2 separate regions of the Homo sapiens genome follow, and region 2 is linked to region 1. Evidence: chromatin loops called from intact Hi-C (ENCODE). Cell type or tissue: endothelial cell of umbilical vein. All regions are shown on one strand. Each heading gives the region's core, and the rest is flanking DNA. Links, peaks and the distances in the headings are about the cores only. Region 1 overlaps SMG6 (SMG6 nonsense mediated mRNA decay factor). Region 2 overlaps SMG6 (SMG6 nonsense mediated mRNA decay factor).

What was found. Hi-C counts contacts between places; a loop is a spot of excess contacts. Peaks named below come from ENCODE experiments on the same cell type or tissue, not always from the same donor. Only the 100,000 strongest peaks of a DNase experiment are listed, where the experiment ranks them.
Region 2: a loop joins it to region 1, with 4 times the contacts of the local background. A loop is called at or near these places in 1 of 110 quality-filtered maps.

Annotation. Positions count from the first base shown.
Region 1 is chr17:2,060,104-2,076,402 of GRCh38, forward strand. It overlaps SMG6 (SMG6 nonsense mediated mRNA decay factor), which reads right to left. Exons shown (of 19, transcript NM_017575.5): 16 at 8,675-8,828; 17 at 5,365-5,576; 18 at 4,970-5,051; 19 at 1-1,519. The coding sequence ends at 1,389. HIC1 (HIC ZBTB transcriptional repressor 1) reads left to right here. Exons shown (of 2, transcript NM_006497.4): 2 at 1-3,138. It overlaps LOC107984988 (a long non-coding RNA gene), which reads left to right and starts at 11,493. Exons shown (of 2, transcript XR_001752757.2): 1 at 11,493-11,617; 2 at 11,813-12,861. RefSeq lists enhancers at 4,232-4,401, 5,008-5,761, 10,126-10,345, 10,666-10,725, 11,096-12,295 and 3 more and a silencer at 5,048-5,210. In endothelial cell of umbilical vein, for the core only: a CTCF peak has its summit at 5,099 (motif pointing right); DNase peaks (open chromatin) are centred at 5,098, 7,648 and 8,778; H3K27ac peaks cover 4,907 bases.
Region 2 is chr17:2,183,882-2,200,180 of GRCh38, forward strand. It overlaps SMG6 (SMG6 nonsense mediated mRNA decay factor), which reads right to left. Exons shown (of 19, transcript NM_017575.5): 11 at 4,518-4,634; 12 at 2,782-2,950. It also overlaps the pseudogene RN7SL624P. Among named protein-coding and RNA genes, the nearest start is that of SMG6-AS1, 100 kb to the left of the region's middle. RefSeq lists an enhancer at 10,800-11,301. In endothelial cell of umbilical vein, for the core only: no CTCF peak of the experiment used is centred there; DNase peaks (open chromatin) are centred at 7,490, 8,070 and 8,830; H3K27ac peaks cover 3,216 bases.

The DNA of each region.
Region 1 (16,299 bases), core at 4,842-9,841:
GGCAGAGCTGCGCACCCATCCTCCAGGCAGGCTGTGCAGTCAGGCCATGGGCTCTGGGGTATCCCCCACTGGTCCCATTAAGATTTGCCCCTGGCTCCACCGAAAACCCCGTCTTCCCCTAAGTTGTCCTTGTCTCTGGCCCTGGGTTTCAGGAACTCATTCTTGGTAAGGAAGCCTCCCCACTGAGGTACCAGCTAAAGGGGCAAGGAAAGGGCCCCTGTGTCAGTGTCAGTTTTTCCGGGGAGTGAGGGCAAAGCTAGAAACCAGGTTAGGCGACGGTGCCCCAGCACTGGAATGCCTCAGGCTGGGCTGTCCACGCCTGGAAGTTTCTCCCAGCACAGGAGCCGAGGGTGGAAGGCCCTGGGTGGGAGACCTGTACTAGGTTCCTGCCATGGGTAGTAGAGAGGGAAAGTTCAGAGTGAGAACCCCTATGACGAGGAACCGCGGTGAAGAAATGAAGGGGATCAGGGAGGTGAAAAGGATCAACTAGAAGGGGAAGAAGGGTGAGGGGCTATTCTGGAGGGAGGGTAGGCGGGCAAGGAGGGGTGAAGGGGGAGCTGAGGGGAGTCAGGACATTTCCTGAAGAGGAAGCTAGACGGAAAGAAAGGCCAGTGAGGAGAGAGGGAGCAGGTGGAGGCCACCCGAGAGCACGGGCCTGAGACCAGATGCCCCTTTCCTCTAGACTCATGACTGTCCACGGGGACGCAACTGGCGAAGTGTGAGGGACCCAGGTTGATAAGGGCAGGAAGAGGAGCAGCAGGAAGGGTGTGTGGTAAGTCTGGGGTGGATGGTAGAAGAGGTGGGGGCCCAGGGCTGCTGTTAGGGACATGCTGTCTAGAAGCCGACTTGGGTTCATGGGCGAGTCCAGGCCTCAGGGAGACTGGGGACACACACCCTGGGCACTTCTTCCTGACTTAACCAAAGCCTCTTGAACACATTCACGACAGAGGTTCTGAAGATGAAAGGGAACTGTGATTTCACTGCATCTGACGGAAACTCAGAACCCCTGCCCTGTCTCCACTGGAGAAAGTGGCTGCGTCCCCAGGCGAGAAGGCCCTCCCTCAGCCTTGGAATGAGACGGGGGAGGGAGAAAGGCTGAGAGCATGGGCGGCCTATCTGGCTTGCCCAGCTGCTGTTGCTGTAGCCAGCCACCTCCCTGCTAAATCCTGGCAGCCCAGGAGGGTCCCAGCAGCTTCCGCCCGATCCTTGGGAGGGGCTCTGTGAGGAGCAGGTCCCCCACAGCATGGCCGTGGCGTGGGTTGGAAGAGGATGGTTTATTGTCTGGGTGGATTGGTGGCTCAGGCACGTGGGCATCTTCCGTGCTACACTGGGCGCCTGGTGGCCTTTCAGGAACGGTTCCACGGGGGGGGGGCCCCAGTGTGGCTCCCTCAGCCCACCTGGGCCCACGTGAGGAAGGCTGGGATGTCCCGTACAGGAACATTCCTTGTGAGCGCCTTCACACGCAGGTTCCGGTCATCCGTCAACAGCACCACCTCCCGCAGTAGCCGGATTGGCTCCTCTGTGGGCATGAGAGAGCAGAAGGCTGTCACTGAGGACAGGAGGCAGAGGGCTGGCTGCTCTTCTCACCCTGGAGAATGTGGTCCTGGGGAGGGGGTGCCACGCTAGCCGTGTCTTGGCTCTTCTACCAGTCCTTTCCTCCGTCCGGGCTCTCAGCCCCGGGGACCCTCCCCTGCTGGCCTAGAGAGGGCTGCACTGGGCTTCTGCCTTGACTCCGGCCTCCCATACAGGACTCTCTTCTGCCTAGTTCCCAAAAGCTGCCCAAACCCGTCAGCCTCCCAGGACCCTAAACTGAGGGAATAGAAGCAGCCCCTTGACCTCTACTCCTTTTTACCACATGGCTGGCCCCCAGATCACAACACCGCTCTCCCCACACCCCACTTTTTTTTTTTTAACAAGTCCTCTCCCTCTAAAAGCCAGCAGGTTGAAGCTTTACGCATCCAGAGGCAGAAAACTAAAGATGGAACAGAAAATGTATCCAGGGTTTTCCAGATGTGGGGAGAGGGGTTAAGGGAGCCCTGAGGAGAGGAGAGGGTAAGGGTCTTGGCAGAATTGTGCCAAGGGCACACCAAGGCTTTGGCCAACCGGTCGCCCCTGCTAAGTAACAGTAATCCATGTATACAGGCGAAAGTCTCTAAGAGGACAGAAGAGTAAAAAGGAAGAGTAGAGTTAAGATGATGATCCCAGTTCTCCGTCTTGTACCCCAGGGAAGACCTGTGTATCCTTCCAGGTTTCTTTAGGCACATTTACAAGTACATACACTTGGACATATAACCTTTTTTTCCTACAGCATCATGATCATATTAGCCACACTTTCAGAGTATATACTTAAAAGGTCTTGCTATAGTGGCACAGATATCTTTCATTCTTTTTAGATGACTTTTTTTTTTTTTAAGCACAGTCTCTCCACTACCTCTCTTTCCCTAACTCCCTAATCTTTAACACATTGGAGAGAATTTAAGCCAGGGACAAGCACTCACACAAGTGACATCCCTACCCTGACAGGCCTGCTTGGGTGGCAGGTCTACTCGTCAGTCCCAGGCTGGGCATTTCCTGACAGAGGTCCAGGTCCGGCAGACAGCAAGGCACAGGAAGTGTCCTGCTGTGCTCACTGACTGCGTGGGCTGGCGGGGGTGGGGGGCTGCAAATATCCATGTCGGACCTGAGCAGTCTCAGGCTTGCCAGCTCCAGGCAGGGAGGCTGAGAACTGGCTTTCAGCCTGGGGAGGAGTTTGGAGGATTCGGGAGGGAGAGGTTTGTGGGGTTGGTGGTGGCGAGAGAAGAGGACAGGAGGAAGGAGAGTGTGAAGGGAGGCAAGGGGCTGTGGGCAGAGGGGAAAGGAAGGTGGCCTCGGGTGAGGGGATACTCAGAGACTACTCAGCTGCCTGGGCCAGGCCCCTCTGCAGATAAGTGTGGCTGGGGTGGTGGTATGCAGGGCTGTGTGGGGCTCCCAGCTGACTGGCTGCGTCTGTAGCAGCCCCACTATTCCTGCCCTGGGCCTCAAACCAGGAGCGTCCCAGGCCTTAGGTCAGCTAACCAAGGCCCGACATTGCTGGCAGGGGTCTGCAGGGGTTTCTGTGGATACTTTGACATTTTTCACAATAAACATCCTCTGTTTTGACACTGGTAACTTCACTTTGTTAGAAACCAGAGACTGTCATCTTGTCAGGCCCCATCCGCCATAATCCACATGATTTTAAAATTCAACATCGTTTACACATAAACATTTAGTGACGGTTTCTCTGTGAATCTGACAAGTTAATCTGCTAAGAATTCACACTGACAAATGGGCTTTGATTACACCAGCCATTGCTGATGTCATTCTGATAGGGGCGGTCCCCCGGATGGCAATGGGTTCCTGTAGGCTGTTTGGGGTGAAGTCGGGGGTGGGAGGACTAGTAGGACCAAAGCCAAAATGTGTCCGTTCTGAGAAAGAAAGTTCTGAGGCTGGGGTGGGGCCCAGCAGTCCTGGAACCACACTTCCCAACAAGGCCTTCAGCAATCCCGCCTACCTTTCTCTCAGGAGGTACCCCTCTAGGAAGCTCAGGCTTGCCAGCTCCAGGCAGGGAGGCTGAGAACTGGCTTTCAGCCTGGGGAGGAGTTTGGAGGATTTGGGAGGGAGAGGCTTGTGGGGTTGGTGGTGGCGAGAGAAGACGACAGGAGGAAGGAGAGTGTGAAGGGAGGCAAGGGGCTGTGGTGGGCAGAGGGGAGAAGAAGGTGGCCTCGGGTGAGGGGATACTCAGAGACTACTGAGCTGCCGGGGACAGAACATAACCTCCTCTGTTTGGCTCAGCCAGGTCTCCTTTTATCACTTTAATGCTCATATCTGGTCCCAAGGGATATGGCATGCAAACCTGGTGGCAGGACAGGACCTCTCTTGAGTAGCGGCTGTGGGCTCGTAACCAGCCCCTAGTAAAGAGACTCATGCAGGAGTGAGGGGCTGTGTCTGTATGGGGAGAGGACGCAGGAGAGAGTCAACTCCCAGAGCAGCCTGAACACAAGGGCTAGAAAGAAACACGCACAGAAAGGAGAGAGCAGCAGAGACGGAAAGGCAATGACAAGAGACCACTTATAGGTAGACAGAAACGAAACGGTGAGAACTGCCAGCTCTGCAGATGACACAGAGCTGGCAGGTCCTAGGAATTCCTTCCAAATGAAAAAAATGCCAGAATCCTGGGAGCCAGGAGCAGAAAACCCTAGTGTCATTGACCTGTGGGGTGAGGCATGAAGGCCAGCTCAGGGTTGAGGGTGAGGTGGTCAAGCGCTTGGGTGAGAAACCCAGAGTGGGCCTTTGGCCCAAAGATGAGATTCTGCTTACCCCAAAAGGTCTTGAAAACCGGGCTGAGGGCTCAGTCCTCAAGCTCTCACCAACCTCAAACTCTAGCCAGCCTTCAAAGTGCTACAGCTTGTGACCAAAGAGACCAGGAAGCAAAGCCCACTATTCACTGGGGAAATGCCTCTGCCCCAGGCCTGAAATAGGGTAAACACTCAGGGGTGAACAGAGAAGGTAGGAAGGTAAGCATGGCCAAGAAAGGGAAGTGTGCCCCAGGGACCCCTGGGGGGCTGCCCTCAGAGCTGCAGAGGGCTGGGCTCGGGAGACCATGGCCAGCACCAGCTACAGTGAATCATAAAGACATTCTTGCTGTCAGACGGAACTCACTGAGGACACCCAAGAAAGGAAACGGATGCATGCGGGGTGAAGAACCTCGCGGCCTAGGGCTGGGCTTCCTGGGCTAGGCTCATCTCTAGTTGGCCCAGGGTGCACCTGGCATTCCCTGGGGCTGGGGGAGCCAGGACAGGGAGGTTGGGCCTCAGGCATACATCAGCCCTGAGCACTGATTCCTTAGACTTCCCAGGCCAGAGTCAGTGGAGCCCTTCTCAGGGGCTGAGGATGGGTAGGATGAGGTAGGGCAGTGGGGATGGAAGATCCCAAGGCGGAGGCAAAGCTGTACCTTTGCTGGCGGGCATGAAGTCCTTAGCCTTGTCTTTGCAGTAGTGGAGGCAGCAGGACAGGATGAGATCATCGTTGTTACCCTGGAGGAAGACGTGTGTGAGAAGCACCACTGGGCAGAAGGGGGCGCCATGTGGAGGAGGAGGAGGGATCCTCTGCCTCGGGGGCCCTGGGCAGGGCCACCTCCCCGATCCCTCCCATGCATGCGCTGGCCCTGCCTGGCCTGATCTGACTGTGCTACGAGTGACTTAGGGGAGAAGGAACTCCCCCACCTGGGCCTCCATGGTGGCTGGCCCTCAGCTGCCCAGGCTGATGGGCCTCCTTCAGCCCTTCCTTCCTGGAGACCTTGTTCTGGAAGCTGGCTGTGGGCTTTCCCTTCCTGCCACAGGGTCTCACCAGCTGGCCAGTGATGTCCTCACTGCGGAAGGCGATGGATTCGAGTTCATTGCCACGGCTGGTCAGGGCTCGCAGGCAAGAGTCCCGACTCTCGAATCGCTGCTCGAGGAACTCGATGGACTTGCGGGCCTTCTCTTGTACCACACGGGCGTAGCCCCCAGCCCGGTGGTCTGTCTCCTGCCCCTTGGCCAGGCCGTCCAGCTCATTGATCACTGATGAGATAGAGCCCCACAAGGTATCAGCCTCAGCAATCAGCTTTCATCCTAGGCCTCTGTCCATTCACTTTCCCAGCCAACACCTTCCCAGACCAGAATCCATCCTTCCCCCACAGGAGTCTTCCAATGAAACTAGGGCCGGAGGGGAGCTTGTGGGGGCAAGAAGTGTCTCGAGATTTCACAGGGCTCTACTCCCTTTCTGTCTCTTCTCCTGGGCCCTGCCCTCCTCTTGGGAGGAACTTAAAGGAATCTTCTGGAGCTGCTGTATTTAGAGGAAGAAATCTGGTCCCTCTATTGCATTCCTTGGTTACAGGACTCACGTGAAAGGGTCCCTCAGGAGAGTCCAGGGTATGCAGCAGCTCGAGGGAAAGGGAGGCGTCCTTCCTTAACTCCTTGGGCCCACACACACTGCAGTCCAGGAGGGGTAAAGTTCTACCCCCAGCCCCACTGGTGGAGTGCAGGGAGGTCACCATGGAGGAAGGGGCAGTCACAGCCTCATTTGCAAGGCCCTGGTATTTCTCAAGACCAGAACCTTGGCACATCTACCTTCTCTGATACTGCACGTGTGTGTGTGCGCGCACGTGTATGTCTGTGTGCGTGTATGTGTCTGTGTGCGTGTGTACATGTATGTGTGTGTGTACATGTGTGTATGTGTATGCGTGTATGTGTGTACATGTGTGTATATGTCTCTGTGTGTGTGTGTGTGTGTGCCTGTCTGCCTCCCTATGTGTCTGGGACATGGCTTCATTTTCTGGTGAAGATTCTTTCCAAAATTCCAGCCAAAAGCCTGAGGTCAAGTGGGAAATATGTGCTCCTCGGGGGCTCTGGGAGAGTTTGGGGTCTGAGGCCTCTCCTTAGCGCAGTGATTCATGGCTCAGGGAGCCGGCGTGAGCATGCTGTTCCATGGTGAGCCTGGCACTCATTGTCTGGGTATTCGGAGACACTTTCTGGAAAGGGCCCATGTGGGAATACACACACACACACACACACACACACACACACACACACACACAATGCCCATGCTTTCGGCACCCTGAGGCTGCAGTGTCCACACAGTGCATGGCTGAGGTTGGGAAGCAGTGGTAGATGGGTGTATGGTACAGCAAACAACATCAAACAGGAAAAACGGGTATTCTATCCCAAAATCTGCTTTCCTGCTTCCAAACTAAACAGGCTTCAAAGAGGAAGCTTGTTTGTGCTTCTGCACCAGGCGGGGCTTCTCCACGCTGGGGTCAGGTCTGCGGAGCACAGAGCAGGTTAAAGAGCACCAGAAACAAGAAGGGAAAGCTGGCGGCTTAACCCTTTGCTGCTCTGGGCACAGGACGTGAGTCTACCAAGGAAAGCATCAGTAAACAGGAGCCCTCCTCTTACAGCCTCTGGGAGAGTCCAGGAGCCTGCCCAGCTGAGGCAGGTCCAGAGAGGCTGGCCTGTATGGCTGTAGCACAACTGTCAGTTCCCAGCACCCTTAGGCGTCGTCTCTTTGTCCTGCATGTATCTGCTGGGTTTTCTCATGCGTTTGCTCCCTCCCCACCGAATCCGGATTTCCTTACTAAACCCTAAGCTCCTCAGGGCCAAGGGCTACAGCCTGCCTTTCACCGGATCAAGAACAAGGAGACTCAGCCCACAGCCTGGGGTACGATCAGTCCTGGTGACAAAAAACCCTGGCAGCCTGGGACGGCGTCTGAGGCACCTTACGGCTCTTAGGGGGCTCCTGAGATGTCCACAGCCTCTTTCAGTTGTACCCTTTCCTGACCATCTAGCAAAACACTTTCTTTCCCCTGAAAAGCTCCTGGGTAGGAAAGCAGAGAGACATATGACCCGGCAAGGCAGCCCGCCCCAGCGAGGAGAAGGGAAAGCCTGGGACAACGTGATGGTTCTGCTGCCCTGCCTTGGTGACAGAAACTGTTCTACTGTTGAAGAGCAGAAAGCCTTCCCTTAGGTCTAAGGGCCTGGATTTAAGAGGTTCTGGCCAGGCCACATGGGGAGGGGAAGGAAGACGGGGAGGGTGGAGGCAGGGAGGAGGGCTGCTTCGGTGCCAACATTCTCAGGTGGTGCTAACGTGTTTCCCACAACCCCCCAGGGTTCTGCAGCCTCTGCAGGGGCGGATGTTTCCTGCCCTTTGTTTCCACCCCCATCTGGCACTAAGACACTTGGGACTGGGAGGGAAGGCCCAATGGAACATCTTGGCATGGATGTCAAAGGTGGCTTGGCAGGCAGACTGCCAGTCTGGTGGCTTTTCCAGAAGACAAGGCTCTCAAACTTGCTCCAAGTAGCTGCTGAGAAGGGGATGTGCAAACGCCTGGGCCTCCCAATCATCTCCTAGACTCTCTCCCTCCACAGAGGCCATCAGCTAGATATGAGCCCAGAGCCCAGAGCCCACCCTGAGGCTGACCCACCACAGAGCTCCAAGAACTAAGGGTACCCAGACGGTCCCGTGGAGACGGCCCAGCTGGGCCTCTCTGGCTAGAGGGTGGGAAAGCAAGCTAGCTGGGTCCTGAGATGCTGACCCTGCACCAGCACCAAGGCCCAGACAGTGGTAAGGGCCCAAGTGGTAGGAATCCACAGGCATGAGCCAAGGGCTTGCTCTGGAGGGTTCCTGCTGGCCTAGCCTTAGGGTGACACTGGCCAGAAGAATGCTACCTCGAACCAACAGAGTGATCATGAAAAGCTACAAGACAATCAGACCAAAGGCATCTAACCACTTCAAAATCCTCCCAGCCTCCCTGCCAGACCACCCAGCAGCACTGCCGTTATCTGCCAGGGCTGAGTGTTTACCAATAACGGGAACCAGCTTTGCTGTTTTACTGCAAGCTTTATAAGGATAAAAACAAGGGCTGGGCTCATGCAGCCTCTGGTTGCTGGGACACAGGAGTCCATTTGCTCAAGCAGTTTAAGCCATGGATCAGCCATGAGAATGTGAACTACTTTGATTATTAAACAGTTTTCTTTGCCCCACGCGTTCCCTACTCCCCTGCAAATCCCATCTTACACACGCACAGCAGGGCTCTGCCTGCCTGGCCCCCAGGCCGTGGGGCGTGTGTGGAGGGGGCTGCTGTGCACATGCAAGGCCGCTCTGCCCTTCCCGCCTGACTCACCGATGAGGGGCACCACCAGGATGTACTTCCTGCTCTCCAGCAGCCGCGCCAGACTGGCCAGGTGGTCAATGAAGCCGTTGGTGTCTGGTACGAGGAACAAAGGTCTGATTTCGAGCTCCATCTGCCTCATCTGACTGTGGTCCTCCAGGACAGCCTATGGGGACAGAGTGGTGAATGAGCCAGACAGCGAGCAGGCAAGCAGGTGGGTGAGCCAGGGCCCTGACACTACGGTGTGTCAGCATCCTGCCCCTAGGAACCTCTTCCCCTCCACAGTAATAACCAGTCCCCGTCGGGTCTCAGGGATAGGCCCAAGGGCTGAGCATAGCACTGCAATAAAAACAGAGCTCAAGGGGCCCAGGGAATGGCATGGGTACAACCCTGCCGAGGGCTGAGAAAGGATCCTGAGGATATTCAACATAACAGGTCTCTCAAAGTAAGACTGGGACTCAAATTCAACAAGGGAGAATTAGGTTCCTTAGATATGAAAGTGGTTTCACATACATTATCTAGAAAGCCTACAGAGGAGGTACTTTTCAATCTAGACATGAAAATGCAAACAGAATCTGTTATTTTGACTTACTTCACTGTGTAGCTAAAACAAAACAAAACAAAATAAAATATACCCTGGGCAACATGCTGAAACCCCGTCTCTACAAAAAAAAAAAAAAATTAGCTGGGTGTGGTGGCACACGCCTGTGGTCCCAGCTACTTGGGAGGCTGACATGGGAGGATTGCCTGAGCTCTGGAGGCGGAGGCTGCAGCGAGCCGAGATCACACCACTGCACTCCACCCTGGGTGACAGAACGAGACCCTGTCTCAAAAAACAAAAACAACAACAACAAACAACGAACAATGAAGTTGAACTCAAAGGCTATACAAAAAAGTGATACTGACAGCTAATAATACGAAATTCTCCTGCAGCAGCAGCCGAAGTCCGTGCAATGTGATGAATTAAGACTCAACTCATGTGTCTGCAAAGAGCAACACCCAGGTCGATCACAATGGCCCACCACCTTGCCCTTGACCAGCGCAGTTTCCTAAACACGGGTCTTTTCTGTTCTACCTCTGCTCCTTTGCCACGAATCTGTACCAGCTACACTATTATTTACTCGACGTTTTTCTTTAAACTGACTTTGTCACTTTTTTTCTTAGCCTCTTCTTCAGCAACCATATCGTGGTACTAAGCAATTGACAGCCTAGTCATATGCTTACTAGTGCAAGCTAAACTGCCAAACAAAAAGTAGACAAAAGAATAAAAGCAGAAGAGTCTCCTTGGCCCCACTGTCCCACCGCCTCCTCTAGCACCTCTCACCAAGCACGTGGCCCAGCGCTTGCCTTCCCTGTGGACTTTCACATTTCTCAGGGAAGTTCCCGAGAGATGCACATTTGCAAAAGCCTGATTTTCTTCTCTGACAGCCTTACACGTGTGGCAGCGGCCCTTCGAGACCGGCTCTGGGTATGTCTGCCACTACAGAACATGGCCACTACTGCACTGCTTCCTCTTCTGGGGACCATGGCCAAGAATCGAACTGATCTGCTGGCATCTGCCCAGACAGCATGCTCCCTGAGTAGGGAGGTGGAGGGCACCCACACAAACCTGGCGGGGCCAGGAGGGCAGGTCCCAGCCCTGTCACACCCTCTCATGGCCTTCTGCCACAGAGCAACTTGCAGAGACCCAGATGCAGGCACAGGGCTGGGGAAGTGGACGTGCGTGCCAACCGAGATGGGGCCCACAGTGCTGGTCCTGGCCACCAACAGTCAGTGAGGAGGCTGCTCAGGTTTCACTGACAATGACAGTAAAACTGAAAGGGCATGCCTTCAAATGATGGGGGTGGCTTCTCTGTGACCTGCCAGGGACCTCTCCCTATGAGTAAGTTGTTGCTGCCACTGCCACCACAGCTGGTAAAGGCACAGGCTACAGAACGCTGGCAGGCATGAGAAATGCAGCTCAGGGGCCCGCTCTGCTGAAGTCTTCCTACTGATCTCACCTCATGAGAGCAAGGTGCCACTACTGCGGGCTACCTTCCCATGGGAGGCGGGGTCACTGACCCTCTACATAGGGCTGCCACCTAGAGGGTGACAGGCATTCCAACAAACCTGGCTTGGGCAGTTTGTAAGAACAGGAAATGGTCCCTGCTCAGGTTCAGTAAACCCCTCTGCCCTTTCTCCTCTTGCGGAGGAGCATCAGCACTCTCGTTCCTCATTTCTCAGGCCATGCGCTCTCCGTCTAGCTCTTCTGTTGCCAGGCATGCTCTCCTGGTACCGTGGCTCTCAAATCTGTCTTTCTGGGTGAGCAGGGACAGAACAAGCATGGCTTAGGGAGACGTGGGAGCAGTGGCAGCTGGAGTGACAGGGGCTGGGGGTCCGGCTCTGCACTGCGCCTCTGCCTCTGCCTCTGCCCCGCAAGTCCACTACCATCTCAGTTCTCCTGCCTTGAGAAACAACCGTCCAGCCTGGTCTGACTCTATCAAGGAAGTGGCTGCCATTTTTTTTTTTACCCTATGTGAACAGTCAGCTCCTAAGCCCTGGTACCATCCTACCTCTATTGCTGGCAATTAGGCAGGAGAGCCTTGAAGCCAGGTGGCTGAGGGATGCTGGGGACAAACTGAGCCTACCTGTGTGTTCTGATGGCAGGACAGAAGAAAAATCTAGAAGCGAGGTCCAGAGACGCTCTAAATTCCCCGGGTTCTTAGCTCTGGCTTGCAGCTAGAAAGGTGAATAGGCCGCAGCCTTTCAGAGGGGGCTTCCCTGGGTGTGGGGTGGGGCCAAGCCCCGTGAGGGTGGTCAGAGCTGTGCTGCCATCATCCGGTCCCAGGGACGCCCGCAGACAACTTCCCTTAACCTGGCTCTGCCCAGTGAGTCACCAAACAACTGCTTCCTGTTCCCCGCATGCCCTCATGGAGTCTCAGGAGATGAGATGAAGCTGCTCCCTTTTCTCCTGGGGTACCGGTGGGCCTCTGGGCGGGGGGGGTCACACCTGGGTCACAAGACTGGCTCAGTCCCCTTAAAAAGAGTGGCAGGCGGAGGAGGGCTTCGGAGTCCACAGGCACCCTTCTACGGGTGTCTGCATTTCCGGCCCTTTCTGAGTGGCGCTGTGTGTGTGTGTGTGTTTAGCATCTGCCCTCCCAACTTTTCCAGATTTTACCCGTCAGATTCCTGGCAGCTGTGCACGGCGCCTGTGCCGGCCGTCACGTCCCATTCCGATCTCTGGGTCGCACGGTAAGAGGAGGACACAGGATGCGCAGGGAGTGAAAAAGTGATGTCGGTGGGGAGAGTGCCAAGTCCCCACTCGCAGCCATGGGACACTTGGGGAGCAGGGGAAGCATGCCGCTGCAGAGTTCAGAGGCCGGTAGTGAGGTTTATTTTTGTTTGTATGAGTAAAAAGCTGCAGAAGCCTCTGGTGGGGGTGAGGGGGGTGCAACCGGAATGCTGTGGTTCAGACAGACTGGCCCTGGCATGGAGTCAAGCGTGCTGACCCGGAAGGAGAGTTCCACAGGAACCTTCTAACAGCAGCTGAGGTTGGGCCACAGTGATCCCTGGATAGTGCCCTTGGAACCCAAGCAACACACGGACACTCTGAATCAGGTTGGTAGCAATAAGGACCCAAGTTGGCATAAAATGTGGAAGAAAAAAATAATTCTGTTTCTGGAAGGTGCTAAGTAACTAACTTTCTCTAAGGTATGGGAGTTTCCTGGAGCAAGCTGGCAGAGAACTGGGAAAGAGATCATATACAATAATACCTAAGGAGGAAGCTAACAGGCTTGGGTCTCCAGGAAAAACTTTTGCAGGTTAAGTTCCTTCTCTACGGTGGAGATGATCTTATGATGCTTACCGCTGCAAGCTGAGACACTGAACATTACAAGTAACAGCAATTCAATGAGCTGACACAGGAGGTGTGGCACTTGGAGAACCTGGATCATGAAGCAGAGCAAGACCAGGAGAGGGCCTTCTGAGGTCTTCCTTCTGCTTAGGGGCTCCCATAGGGAGTGCGGCTGCTTCCTTCCCTCTACAGGGTGAAGAATCATTCATCCCTGAGCCTCTCTGGCCAGAGCAATGTCTTCAACAGAAATTAGAAGCTTTGTAACACAGGAAATTTCCACATTCACCTTATATATGAAAGTACCTAGCAAAGTGCCTGACACATATTAGTAACTCAATAAATGCCAGCTTCCTTTCTTCCTTCCTAACTCTATTTTTTATTTTCTACATATCCAGAGCATAAATATCAGGGGGAAACCACCAGGAAATAGAACTGGGGATGAGGAGGGGTGGAGCAGAGGACTACTGATGTGTTTTTTTTGTTTTGTTTTGTTTTGTTTTGTTTGAGACGGAGTCTTGCTCTGATGCCTATGCTGGAGTGTAGTGGCGTGATCTCGGCTCACTGCAATCTCTGCCTCTCAGATTCAAGCGATTCTCCTGCCTCAGCCTCCCAAGTAGCTGGGATTACAAGCGTGAGCCAACACGCCCGGCTAATTTTTGTATTTTTAGTAGAGATGGGGTTTCACCATGTTGGCCACACTGGTCTCAAACTCCCGACCTCAGGTGATCCGCCCGCCTCGGTCCCCCAAAGTGCTGGGATTACAGGCGTAAGCCACTGTGCCCAGCGTTTTTTTGTTTTGTTTTGTTTTGTTTTAAAGAGACACGAGTCTCAGACCAGGCACGGTGGCTCACGCCTATAATCCCAGCACTTTGGGAGGCCAAGGCGGGTGGATCATGAGGTCAGGAGTTCGAGACCAGCCTGGCCAACATCGCGGAACCCCGTCTCTACTAAAAATACAAAAATTAGCTGGACGTGGTGGCTCATGCCTGTAATCCCAGCTACTCGGGAGGCTGAGGCAGGAGAATTGCTTGAACCCAGGCAGCAGAGGTTGCTGTGAGCCGAGATGGTGCCACTGCACTCCAGCCTGGGCAACAGAGCGAGACTCCGTCTCAAAAAAAAAAAAAAAAAAAAAGAGACAGAGTCTCATCCAAGCCTGACCAACATGGTGAAACCCCATCTCTACTAAAAATATAAAAATTAGCCAGGCGTGGTGGCACGTGCTTGTAATCCCAGCACTTTGGGAGGCAGAGGTAGGCGGATCACTTGAGGTCAGGAGTTTGAGACCAGCATGGACAATATAGTAAAACCCCATCTCTACTAAAACTACAAAAATCAGCCGGGGATGGTGGCACATGCCTGTAGTCCCAGCTACTCGGGAGGCTGAGGCAGGAGAATCGCTTAAACCCGGGAGGCAGCGGTTACAGTGAGCCGAGACCATGCCACTGCACTCCATCCAGCCTGGGTGATAAGAGCAAAACTCCATCTCAAAAAAAGAGAGAGAGAGAGTCTAACTCTGTCACTCAGGCTGGAGTGCAGTGGTGCGATCACAGGTCACTGTAGCCTGAAACTCCCAGGCTCAAGTGATCCTCCCGCCTCAGCCTCCTGAGTAGCTGGGACTACAGGTGTGTGCCACCATGCCCGCGCTTCTGATTTCTATGAAAAGACTTATTGTATATATGTATCTTAACTATGTGGATGTACATGAAAAACTGGAAATAAAATAAAAATAGGAACAGTGGGTGAGATAAGCACTGGCTAACTGTTCATCCTGGGCCAGCAGAAGCCAACGAGGGCAGATACTGAGGGTGCTAGAAAAGGCAGGCAGAGCCACCAGCAGCATCCCCTGGGAGCAGGAGGAGGAGCATCTTCATTTGGGGTACACTGCAAATGAAAAACTGCTGCTTAGAACTCCTTTTCTGGATGTCCAAATGTACCACAGAGCTTAATATATTCTTGCACTCTTTTTAAAAGTGATAACTATGGCAATTTGTTTGCTATTTCTTACTGTTTTAGGAGGACTCATCTTATTTTCAAACTAGACTGTCAAGTGCTCAAGGAGAACTGCCTACTTTTCTTGCAGTTTCCATTGTCATACCTCCCATACCGCCTGTTGTATCATAGGACTTCGGGGGACAGTGGGCTCAGTCACTGGCTCTCAGAGCTGAAGGGCACTTAAAGATAATCGGATTGAATTTTAACTGATAACTTGATCTAAAAAGCCAAAGAAGCAGGCAGGCCCTTTCCTGATGGAGAGGGAGGGGCAGGGCTAAGCATGACACCTTTGAGCTTGCTCTGAGCAGCAGCCTGAGGGCGTTTCAGACAGTGGCCTGGCCACTCTGTGGGAAGCCAGGCCCCCAGTGGATGGTGCTGGAGCAAAAGCTGGGGCCCAGCACTCAGGTTTTGGGGAGGCTGGAGCGGGTCTGGGTGGGAAGGGCGGATGCCCGCTCCACAGGCTGATGTGCTTTCCTGCCTTGACGTGAACGTGCCCCCGGCCTGGTGCTGTGCTGGCTCCCACCCTGTCTCCGACAGCCAGGAGCCAGGCCTGAGTGTCTGCCTTCCGCCAGCTTCCATACAGGTGTGGGGGGCTCTGTGTATACCCCATTGTTCCACAACAGCCCCCCCTAGCTGGGTGGCAGTATGAATGGACGGCAGCTAAATTTAGAGTGGAACTCCTGGGGCCACCACAAAGGAGGGACTACATCTTCAGGAGGGCGGGTGGGCGGGAAAGGGACAGGGGAGAGAAGCTATTTTGAGAACACATGTCATTGCTGGCCACAGAGCAAGACTGTGGCCATAATGCTGAGGGAAACAATAGATGTGGCCAGAGGAAGAGCCTGTTATGTTTCAGGTGGGATGTTTGCAACTGCTCAGGAAACCTGACCCCGCCCGACAGCAGCACAAATCACAGCAAAGCCTCAGAGAGGCAGTGAGGAAGCGGGGGATTCACAGGGCCAGGGCCAGCATGAGGTGCCAAGAGGCCACGCCTCATGCCTGGAGGAGCATTTTCAGTGACTGCTTTGCCCTGGTGGTTTGGTTAGGAATCAAACACTTCTGACCAACTTCCCAAACCATGTACCCTGCCCTGGTCTCTGAACAACTCCAAATGGCAATGGGAACAAAAAGAACTCAGGAGAAAAGCAGCAAGGTGGGCAGAACCCACAGGAGGAGCTGTCTCAGGCAACAAGACAGAGCGTGGGCTGAGCCGGAGAGTGTGGCCTCAAAGCCCTGGGTGGGCGGACTTGGCGCCCCCAGCATCCAGGGGCCTGCCTGGGCGCTGCAGCTCCAGCTGCACAGGCTCTGAGAGCTCCCCACACCCCTTTTCTGACCTCCAGTCGGCCCCACTCACCAGCCTCTGTGCAACGCCGGAAGCAGGGAGGGACAGGCTGCAGAGGGAGACCAGGCCTCACCTCCCCCATGCTCACAGAAGAGCTTAGGCGGCCCAGGGGTCTAGGTAAGAGCAGGGAAGTGGGGGTGTGGTTACAGCCCCAGATCTCACTTGGACTTTATAGCTATCCTGGGGGCCAGGAGGATTTTTTTCAACCCCATCTTCACATCCCCTTCCCCAAACATGCGTGGTTCCTGTTTTGCCACATCTGTGAGAGGCGCTGGGAACGGGGACTTGCCTTACACCTCTCGGTTAACACCCTGGAGACTGATGGAGTTCAGAGCAGGGTAATTTACAGCCCATCCCTCCAATCTTAATTCACTCGATGCTCCTTTCTTCCTTATTGTATTAGTGTGACCCAGGTACCTGCCAACAATAATGGCCTCTCCAGCTAGGAGCCTCTCCCCAACTCCCAGGACA
Region 2 (16,299 bases), core at 6,628-11,627, 130 kb after region 1:
AGGCAAGGCAGGCAGATACAGGAAGACCCACATACACAGAAACCCCCTCTAACAGAGAGATCCAGACTGGCATACAGAGACATAGTTACACACAAACATGGACACAACACAGACATTCAGGAACACATACTCACAGACCCAGACACAGACACAGACTGACATGGACCCAGAATCAGCACAGACACAGACAGATACACTGGTCTGATGTGGTGGCTCACGCCTGTAATCCCTGCACTTCTGGAGGCTGAGGCGGGTGGACCACTGGAGGGCAGGAGTTTTGAGACCAGCCTGACCAGCATGGTGAAACCCCATCTCTACTAAACATAAAAAAATTAGCCAGGCCTGGTGGCTCATACCTGTAATCCCAGCCACTTGGGAGGCTGAGGTGGGAGAATCACTTGAACCCAGGAGGCAGAGGCTACAGTGAACTGAGATCATGCCACTGCACTTGAACCTGGGCAACAGAGCAAGACTCTGGGGGGAAAAAAAAAAAGGGCCAGATGGGGTGGCTCACACCTGTAATCCCAGCACTTTGGGAGGCTGAGGTGGGTAGATCACCTGAGGTCAGGAGTTTGAGACCAGCCTGGCCAACATAGTGAAACCTCATCTCTACTAAAAATAAAAAATTAGCTGGGTGTGGTAGCACATGCCTGTAGTCCCAGCTACTTGGGAGGCTGAGGCAGGAGAACTGCTTGAACATGGGAGGCTGAGGATGCAGTGAGCTGAGGTCGCGCCATTATACTCCAGCCCAGGCAACAAGAGCAAAACTCCGTCTCAAAAAAAAAAAAAAAAAAAAAAAGGCTGGGTACGGTGGTTCATGCGCCTGTAATCCCAGCACTTTGGGAGGCTGAGGCGGGTGGATTGCCTGAGGTCAGGAGTTTGAGACCAGCCTGGCCCACGTGGTAAAACCCCGTCTCTATTAAAAATACAAAAATTAGCCGGGTGTGGTGGCAGGTGCCTGTAATCCCAGCTACTCGGGAGGCTGAGGTAGGAGAATAGCTTGAACTCAGGAGACAGAGGTTGCAGCCAAGATTATGCCACTGCACTCCAGCCTGGGAGACAGAGCGGGACTCCATCTCAAAAAAAAAAAAAAAAAAAAAAAAAAGACAGCTATAGATGTGGACACAGAGACATGAAAACACAGACATACACTGAAAGAAACCTACTTGGGGACACATGAATCCCATACAGAGATATATATACTCAAGGATATACAGACACAAACAGGTATAGACACAAATACAGACATAGATACGGACATCCCACATGAACACATACAGATAACAACACACGTGGCCACAGTTGGATGGATGCACATGGACAAGTAAACACAGACAGACATGGACCAGGCACACGGAAAGACCCCTAGACAAGCGCCCAGAGGCAGACACACAGAACTTTGCGCTCAGATACAGACACTAAGACACACACAGACTTACAGACACACAGACAAATGGACCTAGACAAGCACAGAGTCGGACACAACCCAGACACAGATATAGACAAAGATAAAAGAAGTAACCATATGGGGTTCCACAACACTCTGTAAATGTAATTTATGTCACCGAACTTAGAAATAGTTAAGATGGCAAATGTTACATCTATCTCCACAATTAAAAAAAAGAAAAAGAAAAAGGTATACAAACACATAAACTGATCTACGTAAATACACCCAGACAGACACACAGACTCCAACACCTGCCCCCGCCCCCAATACACAAATGCTCTCTGCTATACACAAATGCTCTGAGAGATGCCAGACTGACACACAGAGACAGGGGGCGAGGGCAGGCTCATGGTGAGAAGACAGGGGATGAGGGTGAGGGCAGAGGCATGGTGAGAAGACGGAAACGAGGGCGAGGTGTAGTGAGAAGACGGGGACGAGGGCAGGGACGTGGTGAGAAGACAGGGGGCGAGGGGAGGGACGTGGTGAGAAGACAGGGCATGAGTGAATGGAAGAGAGATGTGCATGCATTCAGCCTCCCCACACGCTGCCATGCCAGGAGACAAACTGCAGAAGACAGCACAAGCAGCAGTGAGAGAGCCTTAAAGATGCAGAGAAGGCTGGGCATGGTGGGTCATGCCTGTCATCCCAGCACTTTGGGAGGCTGAGGCAGGTGGATCTCCTGAGCTCAAGAGTTTAAGACCAGCCTGGGCAACACGGCGAAACCCTGTCTCTACCGAAAAATACAAAAAATGAGCCAGGCGTGGTGGTGTGCACCTGTGGTCCCAGCTACTCAGGAGGCCGAGGCAGGAGGATCACATGAGCTGGGAGGTGGAGGTTGCAGTGAGATCGCGTCACTGCACTCCAGCCTGGGTGAGCTGAGATCATGCCACTGCACTCCAGCCTGGGTGACAAAGTGATACCCTGTTTCAAAAAAAAAAAAAAAAGCAAGATGCACAGAAAAACTAATAAGAGAAGATACAAAGTCTCACACACACATATCCACACAAATCCAGACTCCAGAGGCAGCTGCAGAGATGGTGAGTATGCACAATATGGAGTGAGGATGAGGGAACGAGAGCAAGAACAAATAACAAAATGGAGAGTGAGAGGAAAAAGAGAGTGTGAGAGGAGGGGGAAGAGGCCTGGAGAACAGGAAAAAATAACCTAAAACATCAGAGGATAGGGAAGGTATTCAAAAAAAGTTCAAATAAAGAAGAAATAGAGAGGCAGGCAGGCTGTGGGCAGAAAGAAACAGAGCAGGATGAAGAGGGGAGCTGTAGGAACACGGGCAGGCCCAAGCCAGTGGTGCTGAAGCAATGGGCAGGTCAACTCACTGCGAGGGCAGATCCAGGGATGTGGGAGGAGGATTCCAGGTGTCCGGGTAGCCGAGCATCCAATCTGACCAGACTTTGACACTGGGGAGCAGCTCCTTCAGGTCCGGGACAAAGGAAGACACCTTGATGTCGTCTTGGTCATCCTGGTCCTCAGGAGAGGACAGCTGAGCTGCAGAGGCAAAGGGTGAGAACTGGGCCTATGTCTGCTGTAGCCCCCGAGTGAGGCCTGGGGCGCTGGGACGGCAGCAAGCTCTTAGGGAAGGGAGACCAAGTCCACAGGAAAGATAGGCCCAGAAGCGAGGACAAGCGCCAGCACCTAAGAGGATTCTGAAAAGTAGGACAAAGAGAGAACCAGTGTACTGGGTCTGCCCCTGGACACAACTGCTTCTGCTTCACCTGTGGCTTGGCTGAAGCCTCTACTCTGGCCTCTAGCCCACCCTTCCAGCCTTCCTTCAGCACAGTACCAAGATGGCACCAGAGTTCTTGCCAAAACTGCATGACCTGAATTTAATCACAAGGAAACACCAGAGAAACCCAAACTGTGGGACACTGTGCAAATGCTTCATATTCTTCAAAAATGACAAGGACATGTAGGACAAAGAAAGACAGAAAAACCATCCCAAATTAAAGGACATTAAAGAGACACGATGATATCTAAATGCAACGTGTGCTCCTGCACTGGATCCCAGAGCAGAAAACAACTTTTTTTTCCCCTTGCTATAAAGAAATTAGGGCAACTGGCACAAACTAAGTAAGGTCTGTGAATGCAATAATAGTATTTTGTCAATGTTGACTTCCGATTTTGATAACCGTTGTTAAGAGAATATCCTTATTATTAGGAATATAGAGTCAAGTATTTGGGGGTAAAGGGCCCGCAACTCTGTAACTTAAAAATCAAATGGTTCAGAAGAAAAATAATAACCTTAAGTATGTGTGTATGGAAAGACGAACGTAAGCCCATATGGTAAAATGTTAACTGGGGAATCCGGGTGAAGGGTATGTAAGAGTTCTCTGCACTATTCTGGCTACTGTTCTGTAAATATGAAGTTACTTCAAAATAAAAAGTTGCCCTTCTGTCCCTAAAAAAAAAAAAGGCAGCCTCCGAAGCTGGAGGCATTCACAAAGCTGGTGCGGCATGGGGTGACAGTGGGGTCTCATTAAGTCACTAATATTGATCTAGGAGCTGAAAAGAAAGGTGTAACCTTCAGCCCTACCTTCTACTGCTACAACAATCTGGCTTAGACTTCTAAGGGCAGCCTTAAAGGATATGGGATACTGTCTCAACCTAAGGGCTAAAAATAGCACCTGCTCTATCTGGTCCAGTGAGTCTCCCATGATGGCTGGTCCACAGCGGTTACAGAACTCACCAGGTACCACACAAACAGAAACAAAGAGATAAAGGGGAAAACACAACGTCGATTATGGAAACTAACTTTTCTGGTTTCCTGAAGATGCAGGAACATGCAGCAGCTCATAGGTACAGTGAAAATCCTAACTACTAAAGGAGAAAAGAGAGAGGAAAGGGTTCTACAAAAAGGAGAAGAGGGCCTTAGAGGCAATCAGACTGTAAAAGGAAATGGGACTAGTTAGGCAGGCAAAAGGAAGAGGGGCATGTAGGTAAGAGGAAGAATGGAGACTACAGGGAGAAGACACCGAGAAAACAGCATGGCACTGTGAGGTCTGGACAAGGCCAGGCAACTGGAAAGCCCACCAGGCTGGGGACTCCTCCTGCTTACCTTTGGCGGACTCCTTAAGTAAGCAGGTGCAGCGGCGGACCAGTAGAGAAAACATGGCCAAGCCCAGAGCTGCGGCTTGTTCCTGGATCACAGAGCGGCACTCCTCCGAGAAGCAGTCTGCGGACAGGCAAATGAAACTCTCAGCGCCCCAGGCGGACAAGATGCACATCACTGGCCACGTTACCGAGCTTCCTTTTCCTCACTGAAGACTAGGGCTAGTGATATTCCCTCTCTCAGAGTGGTCATAAGGCCAAGTAGAAAATGCATGTGAAGCACTTACCATGAGGTCTGGCATATGGATATGTGTTTGATAAGATGATAAGGGTCACCTCTGTCAATTCTACATCACTTTCCCAGGAACGGTTACCTCAGGAAGGGCAGTCTGAGCTGGAGCTGCATGGTCTCTGCCTTTAGCTGCCTACTGATAATGTAAAGCCATCGTAACAAGAACTCAGATTTAATTAACTCAGTCTCTCTAGTGTATAACTAACAGGAGCACAGTCATCAGTTAAGATTGGAAAAATACACATTTAAAAATGATCTTCTGTCTACTGCCATACCACCCTGAACGCGCCCGATCTCGTCTAAAAATGATCTTCTTGAATCACCAACCTTTAGTCCCATCCTTACTTCCTCCATGTCCCTCCTCCTAAGAAAACACACATGACACAAATAACCTACTTTCATGGAATGAGTTAATTTTATGCAGAACAGTGCTTGGCACATAATAAGCACTTAATCAGTGTTGGCTTTTGTTTTCACAAATTCCTTCCCCTAGCGCTAAAAAATAAACCTGGCTCCCAATCCCAGTACCCTCTTCCCGTCACTTTTTCAGCCTGGCTAACTAACTTCCTTCTGGCTCCAGGTCACCGAAAGGAGCCATCTTTTTGGTGGGCAGAATTATTCTTTGGTGGGAGCTATGTGGCATACTCCCAAAAGCCTGCCTGTACCTACTCTTCATCACTGGCCTTCCCTGAAAGCCACGTCATCTGAACTCGAGAGGAGCTGGTGACACACAGAAGGCAGCAGTCCACCACACAGCCTCCGAGGAGGAGACACCACATACCCACAGGAGACAGAATCAGGGGCCAGGCTCACTAGCTCTGGCAGCAGCTAATCTGTGAATTCCCTCTCTAATACAGGAGAACTCTCAGAATCTCCAAGTGTTAAAAGGATAATCAGCTGAATGTCTGATCTCTGTCCCTGCCTGTATTTTAACCTCAGTAGCCAAGGGGAGCCCTCTCATCAGCTCACCAGTCTTGTCAATGGGGCCCCATTGAAGTTGTTACTCCAGGAGACAATACCCAACCACAGTGATTCCTTACCATCTTTGCCCCAGGAGCAAGTATGATTGGAGTACACAAAGCCAGCCCCAACCCACTTCTGAAAGTACTGGGTGTAAGAAGGAGCAGGCTGCTGCTCAGAAGGGCCCAACAAACGAATAGCATCCAGGGTAGTAATTCTTTGATTGTGGCTTTCCCACCAACCTTCCAGATGCCCACTGGTCCCAGATGTCACCCTCTGACTTTCCAGCTCAACTGTGGCAGGCAGTTAAGGAAGTGGTAACAATCCATGTGATTAGAATAGACCAGTCTCACTCCTGTCCTGTTAAGGCCCTAAACCTCTGTTACAAAGAAAACAAGCATGCAAGAGCCAAGAAGAGGGGAGGATGGAAAGCAGGAAAGGGGGAGATATGTAAGTTGTCAAGAAAAGTTACCAACTTCTCCCCTTCACCCTCCCCATAGGCAGCAGCACTGTCAGTACCGCCCAGCTCAGTCCAGGCCATTGCCACGCCCGGACAACATCCTGCCTCTAACTAGCAACAGAGCCGGGAAGAAGGGAGTAAGTCCAGAAAAGAGGGAGTTGGGAGAAGACAAGTGGAGGCCACATCCTGGTAGCTGATACTCTGAGTAAACATTAGTGCCTCCTCATCAACTAAGCAGAAGTTACCTGCACTCAGAAGGCTAGAAGGGATGGAGGGGGGTGTCCTGGCTCCAAGAGACTGGCATTTTATGAAGCACAGGCTACACTAAGACACTCCCATGACCCTGGACAGGGATAAGACAGGGGAGGTTTCTTTCACCAAGCCCAGTTCTGTATTTATGACAAATGGCAATCACAAGCTAGACTGTCTCTCAGAGTTCAAGGTGGGGGCTAGGGCTCAGAGGGAGAATGGCTGCTTAACAACAATGGGATCTGCGGTCTTCGTGGACTCCAGGTTGGCTCCTTTTCTAAAGGCTCCTGCAATAAGGTCTGGAGACCAGGCAAGGTAGCAACAGCTGGAGTCTCTTTGGTGTAGATCTGAAAGTGCTCAGCCACCTCCCAGGGCAGCAGCTAGAAGGCAGCTTCATGACTGCTCTGTCCTTGGTGACGGTTATGTCACCTCAACTCCCCATCCCCTAACCCCCTCCTGAAGAAAGGCTTGAAATAACACTGCCTGCTTATGTGTCTGGTCCATCTGATGCGGAGTATTAAGCAGTAACTGTTCTGCTGTAATCAAGCAGGTGGAGATTTTACAAACGATCAAGGGGGTCAGCATGTCTGAGTGTTGGTCAGGCCTCTGACTGGCCATGTTACCTAGAGCACCTCCTGGAAGGCCTGTCCTTCTCCATGGCTCAGTAGTACCTCAAGCACATACTGAGCATGTAGAATGTTCCAGACTCTGTACTAGGTATGATGGAGCACACAGTTACAAATAAAACATGGTCTCTGCAACCGTAGGACCTTTCAATAGGGTAAAGAAAATTGTTATTTATCCAAGTATCCACGGCAACTTGGATCCAGTGCCTCAAGTGAGACATGCACTAAGTGCACAGCATCTTCATGGGCTGCTCTTGGCCTCACGTAGGCTTCCACAGGCTAGAAACCGTAAGACGCTACTCCCTGAAAGCATTCACCGTTACACAAGTGGGTAGGAAAACAGCATCTAGATTCCCAGAGTCCACCCACTTTGGGGCTAGATCTAGGAAACTGGCCCTAGTCTGATGAATGCCCATATATATCCCTAGTGTTGGGCTGGGCCAAGCCAACAAGTGATGTGGGGTGGGGGAGGAAAAGGCATTGTTTGCCTTGGTATTCGCCTGGGTTCCTCTGGCTTTGTGTCAGGTAGCAGGAGCATGACAGGAGCTGAGGAACTCATTAACACTGTGAAACAGCCTTTCCCCTTCTTTCCAAAAGCAGAGACTTGCTTAAGGGTTTCGGGTAAGGGTTTTGGCTAAGGAAGTCAGACGGAAATATTTCTTAATAAGAAAGTCACCTGAGGTCTGAACTTGGTTCTGCTCCTTCCCACATGTGGGCAGGTGACCACAGCTCCTATTATTCCTATGGCCAAATACCGGCTCGGACAGAAATATTCTTCTTGCTCCTATGTAACAGGGAGACTTTCTCGTTTTTCTGAGAATATATTCATGGAAAACATAAACCAACTGTCGTCAAAGTTGCATGAAATCAGGAAATGGAGCGGCCGGGAGAAGGCTGCCATGTGGCCGGATGTTATGTATTTCTAATTAGTGCTATACATCTTTCAACAGCAAGTGTCCTTCTGCTGGGAAACACAACACACTGCCCTTGTTATTGTAACTGTCAGAGAAGTGCTTAAACAGATAATCTCCAGGAAAAGTGATAAACACGTCCCCTCTCCCACCAGTATGTGTGCGACGGTGCTGCCAAAGCAAAGCTGTGCCTGACAGCTCCAGGATGGCAAAGCATCCTCCTGCAGGAAATGGGAGTGAGGCAGGAGGGGCGGAGAGGGAAGAGCAGGGGATGGGAGGCAGGCCCACCTGCCTGGGCCCTCTAAGCCGAGCCAAGGGATGGTGGTTCAGAACCACTGCTTCTGATCAATTCCAGTGTTGCCATCAGGGAGAGATTTGAAGGAAACCAGTACCAGTGGGATGGAGTTTGGTTGGTCACAGAAAAATCTGGCAGCGATGGAACTATCAGAGTTCCCTTGGTGCACACAGCCAGTTTCCTGGCAAGAGCATAAGAAGAGTAATGAAGAGAAGACACAGGATGGATGACACCTAAGTCTGATGCTCTGATAGCAGCAGAGGGGATTCTGAGGGCACTGGGGTCCACGAGCCATTCCAGCCCAGAGAACCAACTATCTGCCTGGCTGCATCACTAAGAGCTGGAGAAAAACGCAGGCAAGACCACTTATTCACCAATTCCCTCCCCACTGTCTCCTCCCAAAGAAAGGAAATGAATGGTCAGTCACCTCCAAACTACCACCACCTGGAGGCAATTTGTTGGCCCTTATCTTTCCGACATAAGGCTGCTTTTCTCATGAGTCAGTTACCAGTCAGACACAAGGCTGGCACAGTTCCTAAGCAGCCCACCAAAACCTCCTTGTCTACAGGAAGTGGGCAGTGAGAGTATCTTTCAACTGCTGCTGCTTGAGCCACAGAGTTCCCCGTGGCAGCTGCTAGCTGAAGAGGAGGTAGAGGAAGCAGTCGCTGTATAGGAACGAGACAAAAACAAAATCTCAGAGCAAAAGCAGAGATGTCTTTTCATCATTTTATTCCCTGAGGAGCAGAACGAATGAGTCAGCAGAATCAGGCACTAATACACCCAAGCAAATTATTCATGCACAATGGCAAAACAGAGGCTGACTGAGTGTAAAGCAAGTCATAACATTTCCCTAAACTGATACAGCCAAGTGACATGGTGGAATATTTGTCCCCACCCAAATCTCACGTCGAATTGTAATCCCCACTGCTGGAGATGGGGCCTGGTGGGAGGTGTCTGGATGGCAGGGTGGATCCCTCAGGGCTTGGGTGCTGTCTATGTGGTAGTGGCTGAATTCTTGCAAGATCTGGTCCTTGAAAAGTAGGTGGGACTGCCCCACTCTTTGCTCCTGCTTTCGCCATGTAAAGTGCCTGCTCCCCTTTCGCCTTCTGCCATGATTGTAGCCTTCCTTAGGCCTCCCTAGAAGCCGAAATGCTTCCTGTACAACCTGCAGAACCGTAAGTCAATGAAACCTCTTTACTTTATAAATTATACAGTCTTAGGTATTTGTCTATAGCAATGCAAGAACGGCCTAATGCACCAAGACAAGACAGAAGAAGGTGGAAGGTAATTTCCTCCCTAGGAGCCCTCGCTGTCAGTGTTCCCTTTGGATTTTCTTCTAAAGCTCTTCTGAAAGTAGGGAAATATGGGGGCAAAGGAAATCCCAATCTTCTAACAAAATGACTTCTCCCATTAATTCCGAAAACACTTGAGTGCCCAATTGTGGAGGATATAAAGGAAAGTAGGATCCTGTCTGGGAGAAGAAGATAATCTAATAAGGAAGACAGGAAGAATACATACCTACTCAAGTAACTATAATTCAAGACAATGTACTACATATCATAAGGAAGATGGAAGTAAGATGTTTCTGTCACCAGAGGGAGAGGAAACCATTTCAGCTAGCATGTAACAGAGAAGGTTTCATGGTAGAGACCTTTATTTTTGAGACAGATTCTCACTCTGTCGTCTAGACTGGAGTGGTGCAGTGGTACAACTGTGGCTCAGTGCAACCTCTGCCTCCTGGGTTCAAGCGATTCTTCCGCCTCAGCCTCCCAAGTAGCTGGGATTAGAGGCACGCACAGTTTCACCATGTTGGTCAGGCTGGTCTCGAACTCTCGGACTCAAGTGATCCACCTGCCTCGGTCTCCCAAAGTGCTGGGATTACAGGCATGAGCCACCATGCTCGGCCAGAAGAGACCATTTCTAAGGTGGGCTGGAAGAGATGAACAATGATGGAGTTGGTGGATGCAGGGGGGACCACATGTACTACTTGAGGCACGCAAGTACTGTGTGTGCTGTGCTCTACCTGGAACCACAAAGTATAGGGCCTGCAATGCCAGAACAGGGAACATGAACTTGACTCAACAGTGAGGGAGCACTCACTCAATGTTCTTGGATGAAGCAATGAGTGAATATTTTATAAAGATTAATCTAGCTAAAGCATTTAGGACTAATTAGGGTAGCTGGAAAAAGGTAACAATGAGGGAGACCAGTTGGGAAGCTAAGAGAGCATGAACTTGTTTGAAGCAAGCGAAATTACATGTAAAGCACTCATAAAGTTTATAATGCCAAGTAAGGGTAACATCTTCTTATAATAGAGGTAGAAGAGGGAATGAAAAGCAGTGCACAGATATGAAAATTACCGCAGAAAGAAAATCAAAAGAGGCCAGGAATGGTGGCTTACGCCTGTAATCCCAGCACTTTGGGATGCTGAGGCAGGAGGACTGCTTGAGAGCCCAGTAGTTCAAGACCAGCCTGAGCAACAGAGTAAGACCCTGTCTCTACCAAAAGAAAAGAAAACAAAACAAAACAAAAAAAAAAAGAAAGAAACATCAAAAGAGGCTGGAGATAATGCTGTTGAGGGGGTACGTAGGGGTGAAGACTGCTGGAGCAGGTCAAAGACTCTCACGTGTATTCTCGGCAGGTTCCAGAGGATCCTGAAAACTCAAGAAGAGTAACAACTCACCAAACAAGATCCAAGTAAGGGGGAAGAAACTCAGGACTGCAAAACACCTGGAGGGAGAGAGGTATGTGTCAAGGAGTCCCCAGGCTCCCTCCCTCTTGGCTCTGGGCCAAGTCCTGTCTTTCCAGAACAAAGACACTTCAGGGGGTCAGAAATACTTGAGGAAGACCTAGCAAGAGGCGGCCTGGGAAGTCTGAACTGGTGCTCCCTGTGGAAGCCATTAGATATTCGGCACTTCATTTGTTTCCAATTCTTGTACGAGTACAGCTCCAGGCTGTGGGGTGACAGGCTCCTCTCTGACGTAATCAGGAAGCAGCTGCAAAATTAAGGAATCCCTCATGACATCATAAAAAGGGTCGATGGTTTACTGGGGAAAGTATAAAAATTAATTACATATTCCCACATGACACCCTTCCCCTAAATCTGTACACACCCTCTCCCACCTCCACACATTCTCTCATCAACAACATCCAGAAGCCACCTCAATGGACAGGGTACAAAAGGGCAAACAAAACCCAGAGAAGGTTCTTTGATGCACTCACACTGTCTGCCCACCTATTTGGAACTTAACAAGCAATACCTTGTCCTGGAATTGTTATTCATACAGTAGGTTTCCTCAACAGAATTATAAGCCCCTTGAGGGCAAGAGCTATGTCAAGACTTCACATCCTTGGAAATCAGCACCATAGAGAGGTTCAAGAAACATTTGCTGCTCATAATAGTAGGCACACTTGCCTCTCTCACTTTGGATCTAACCATGAATGACATGATTCCACTGTGGCCAGACATAATAACTAAGACATTTTGAGACCTATGTTAGGCAAACAATATTTATATATATTATCTCAAAGCTTTACAAAAGGATTGCCTGAGTATTATTCTCCTTTTTGACATTTGAGGAAACAGGCTCAGAGAGACTAAATGACCTGCCCAATAACACAAGGCTAGAAAGTGCCAGAGCTGGGATCTGAATCCAGTTCTGTCTGCTCTCATGCCCACATTGTTTGCATATCTGATTTTCACACGCCCGTGACTCAAGTGTCACACTCCCACTGCTCCTCTCTCCTTTGCTATGAACATGAAAAGCTCAGACTACTCCAACCACAGTGCTGCACAAAGAGCTCAGAGATGATGACTGTGTGGAAGCCAAAATGAAAAACATGCCATCGTTTACAATAGTGACAAAGAAAATGAAATATTCAGGTATAAGTCTAACAGAACGTACGGAAACGCTATGCTAAAAATCTGAAAATGCTGATGAAAATCAAAGACAAAGCCAGGCATGGTGACTCAACGCCTGTAAACCCAGCACTTCAGGAAGCTGAAGCGGGCAGATCACCTGAGATCAGGAGTTCGAGACCAGCCTGGCCAACATGGTGAAACCCTGTTTCTACTAAAAATACAAAAATTAGCTGGGCGTGGCGGCGCGTGCCTGTAATCCCAGCTACTCGGGAGGCTGAGGCAGGAGCAGGGGAATCACTTGAACCCAGGAGGCGGAGGTTGCAGTGAGCCGAGAATGCGTCATTGCGCTTCAGCCTGGGTGACAAACTCTGTCTCAAAAAAACAAAACCCAGAAAATAAAAGACAACCTAAAAACTGGGGAGAGTTACCATGTTCATGAACTGAGCAACTCAGCATTGTAGAGATGCCAGTTAATTGTTTAACGCAATTGCTATCAAAATCTTAGGAAGGTTTTATGTAGACAATAGATCTATAGGTTTAACGCAACAGCTATCAAAATCTCAGGAACGTTTCACGTAGATAAAGACAAGCTTATTCTAAAGCTTATCTGGAAAAGCAAAGGATGTAGAACATTTCAAACAATTCTGAAAAAGAATAAAGCGGGAGAAATCGTTCTCCCTGATGTTAAGTTAATGAAGAAAGGGGCCGGGCATGGTGGTTCATGCCTATAATCTCAGCAATCTGGGGGACCAAGGCAGGACTGCTTGAGATCAGGAGTTTGAGACTAACGTAAACAACATAGCAAGACCCCACCTCTTCTAAAATAAAATTAAAAGGAGGAATATCTTTTCAACAAATGGTACTGAAGCAATTAGACATCTGTATGCAAAAAAACAAAGCAATAAAACCTTGACCTAACTTTCACACTTATACAAAAATTATCTCATAATAGATCGAAGACTTATATATAAAACATAGGACCATAAAACTCTTAGAAAAAAATGGAAGAAAATCTTCAGGACCTAGGACTAAGAGTTCTAAGACTTAATGCCAAAAGTACAATCCATAAAAGGAAAAACTGATATACTGGATTTCATAAAAATTAAAAACTTTTGCACTGCAAAAGACCCTGTAAAAAGATGAAAAGGCAAATGATAGGCTAGGAAAATCTGTTTGTAAACCACATATCTGCCGAAGAACTAGTAACCAGATTACATATAAAACTCTTAAAACCTGGCCAGGCGCGGTGGCTCACGCCTATAATTCCAGCACGCTGGGAGGCCAAGGTGGGAGAATTGCTTGAGCCCAGGAGTCTGAGACCAGCCCTGGCAACATAGCAAGACTGTGTCTCTAAAAAAAAAAAAATTTAATTAGCTGGATGTGGTAACATTTGCCTGTAGTCCCAGCTACTTGGGAGGCAGAAGTGGGAGGATCACTTGAGCCTGGGAGGTCAAGGCTGCAGTGACCCGTGACAGTGCCGCTGCACTCCAGCCTGGGTGACAGAGACCCTGTCTCAAAAAAAACAACACATAAAGAAAAATAAACACAAACCAAAAAACAAAAAACCTCTCAAAACTTAACAGTAAGAAAACAACAATACATTTAGAAAATGGGCAAAAAAAAAGACAAACCAGATATTTCATCAAAGAGGATATACAAATAGAAAATAAGCACAAGCAAAGATGTTCAATATAATTAGCCATTAGGGAAATGGAAAATAAAACTACAGTGAGATCTCATTACATATCTATCAGAATGGCTAAAATAAAAAACAGTACCACCACCAAATATTGGTAAGGATGCTGGGAAATTGGATCACATGTACGTTGCTGATGGAATGTAAAATGGTATAGCTGCTCTGGAAAATAGTTTGGCAGTTTCTTCTAAAACTAAAAATGCACTTATGATATGATCCAGCAATTGAACTCTGGGGCTTTATCCTGAAGAAATGAAAACTTACGTTTAGAAAAAAAACCAGTATATAAATGTTCATAGCAGCTTTATTCATAATGGCCCCAAACTAGAAACAACCCAAATGTCTTTCCACAGGTGAATGGTTAAACAACTGTGGAATATCCGTACCAGGGAATACAGGGAATACTACTCAGCAATAAAAAGGAATGAACAACCAATACGTGCAGTGAGTTGGACAGACTCCAGGAAATTACGCTTAGTGAAAAGCCAGCTTCAAAAGGTTATATACTGTACAATCCCATCTATATAATATTCTTGAAATAATATATTTATAGAGATGGAAAACAGATTAGTGGTTGCCAGGGGTTAGGATTGGGGGCTGAAAGGCGGTAGGGATGGTTCTAAAGCATAGAGCAGGAAGGAGCTTTGAGTGTTGGGAAAGTTCTGCATCTTGATTATAGTAATAGTTACATGAAGCTACATGTGTGATAAAATTGCACAGAACCCCACACACACACGCACACAAGTGCAAGATAACTTGTGAAATCTGATTAAAGTCAGTGGATACCAATGTCAGTTTCACGATGTTGATATATACTAAAGCTATGCAAGACATGAAAAATGGGGAAGGACGGGTGAAGGGTGCATAAGACCTCTCTGTACATTTTTAAAACAACTTCCTGTGAATCTATAATTATTTCAAAATAAAAAGCTTTAAACAAGTAAACACAACAAAAAAAGTAAACCCAAGTAAAACCGAAGAAGATCTGACACAGCATTCCAGAAAGTTTTACACAGAAAAGGGTTACTCAGTCACTTGGGGGATACTTTCTCAATTAACAGTAGCTGATTACCCTGTCCAGATGCTGGAGCCCCTTGTTCTCATCTTCTGCTGCCTGGCCTGAGCTGGTGGAGATGCCCAGTTGCGGCTCCTCACCAGCTTACACAAGAAACTGTCAGGGGCAACCAGAAGGAAAATAAAATAAAATTAAAAAAAAAAAAAAAAAAAAAAAAGAAAAGTTCACTGAAGACAGAACTTCTGTCTAAAGAATAAGGAGTATAGCAAGAGAACGTCATCGTCAAGGCCGTGAATCACTGGATCAGTAAATTCCACAGCAAGCAGCACAAGATGAAGGTGATGAGAAAGTGAAGAAAGATGACGAATGAATTGCAGAAACTGAGCGAGCAGTTAAAAAATGTTCTTGCTTCTCAAAAATAAGGTACACATCTCAAACCAATGGTATGCACATTCTTCAAGAAAGGGCAGTCAGAGGAAAAAGCGGCTTCAAACATGAGTCTGAGTACTGTTTTCTTCATAAAGGAAACTACTTAGGCATTTTTGGTGTTGCTTTGGATTATCAATCAGATGGATATTAAGGTATTTATTTTTGGCCAGGCATGGTGGCTCATGCTTATAATCCCAGCACTTTGGGAGGCTGAGGTGGGAGCATCACTTGAGCCCAGGAATTCGAGACCAGCCTAGGCAATACAGTGTGAGACCCAGGAGGTTGAGGCTGCAGTATTGTGGAGTGATTATGTCACTGCACTCCAGCCTGGGTGACAGACCAAGACCCTGTCTCAAAAAAATAAATAAAAATAAATAAATAAATAAATAAATAAAAATAAAAAAGATTTAATTTTGATTTAAAAAAATATTTTTGTAGGCCAGGCACAGTGGCTCACACCTGTAATCCCAGCGCTTTGAGAGGCTGAGGCGGATGATCACTTGAGGCCAGGAATTCGAGACCAGCCTGTGGGCCACCGTGGCGAAACCCCATCTCTACAAAAAATACAAAAATTAGCCGGGTGTGGTGGCGTGTGCCTGTAGTCCCAGCTACTTGGGAGGCTGAGGCAGGAGAATCGCTTGAACCCGGGAGGCGGGGTTGCAGTGAACTGAGATTGTGCCACCGCACTCCAGCTTGGGTAAGAGAGCACGATTCTGTCTCAAAAAACAAAGGTTTGTTTTTTTTGTTTGTTTTGAGATGGAGTCTCACTCTGTCACCCAGGCTGGAGTGTAGTGGTACAATCTTAGCTCACTGTAACCTCTGCCTCCCGGGTTCAAGCGATTCTCCTGCCTCAGCCTCCCGAGTAGCTGGAATTACAAGTGCCCACCACCACACCCAGCTACTTTTTGTATTTTTATTAGAGATGGGTTTCGCTATGTTGGCTAGGCTGGTCTTGAACTCCTGACCTCAAGTGATCCACCCACCTCGACCTCCC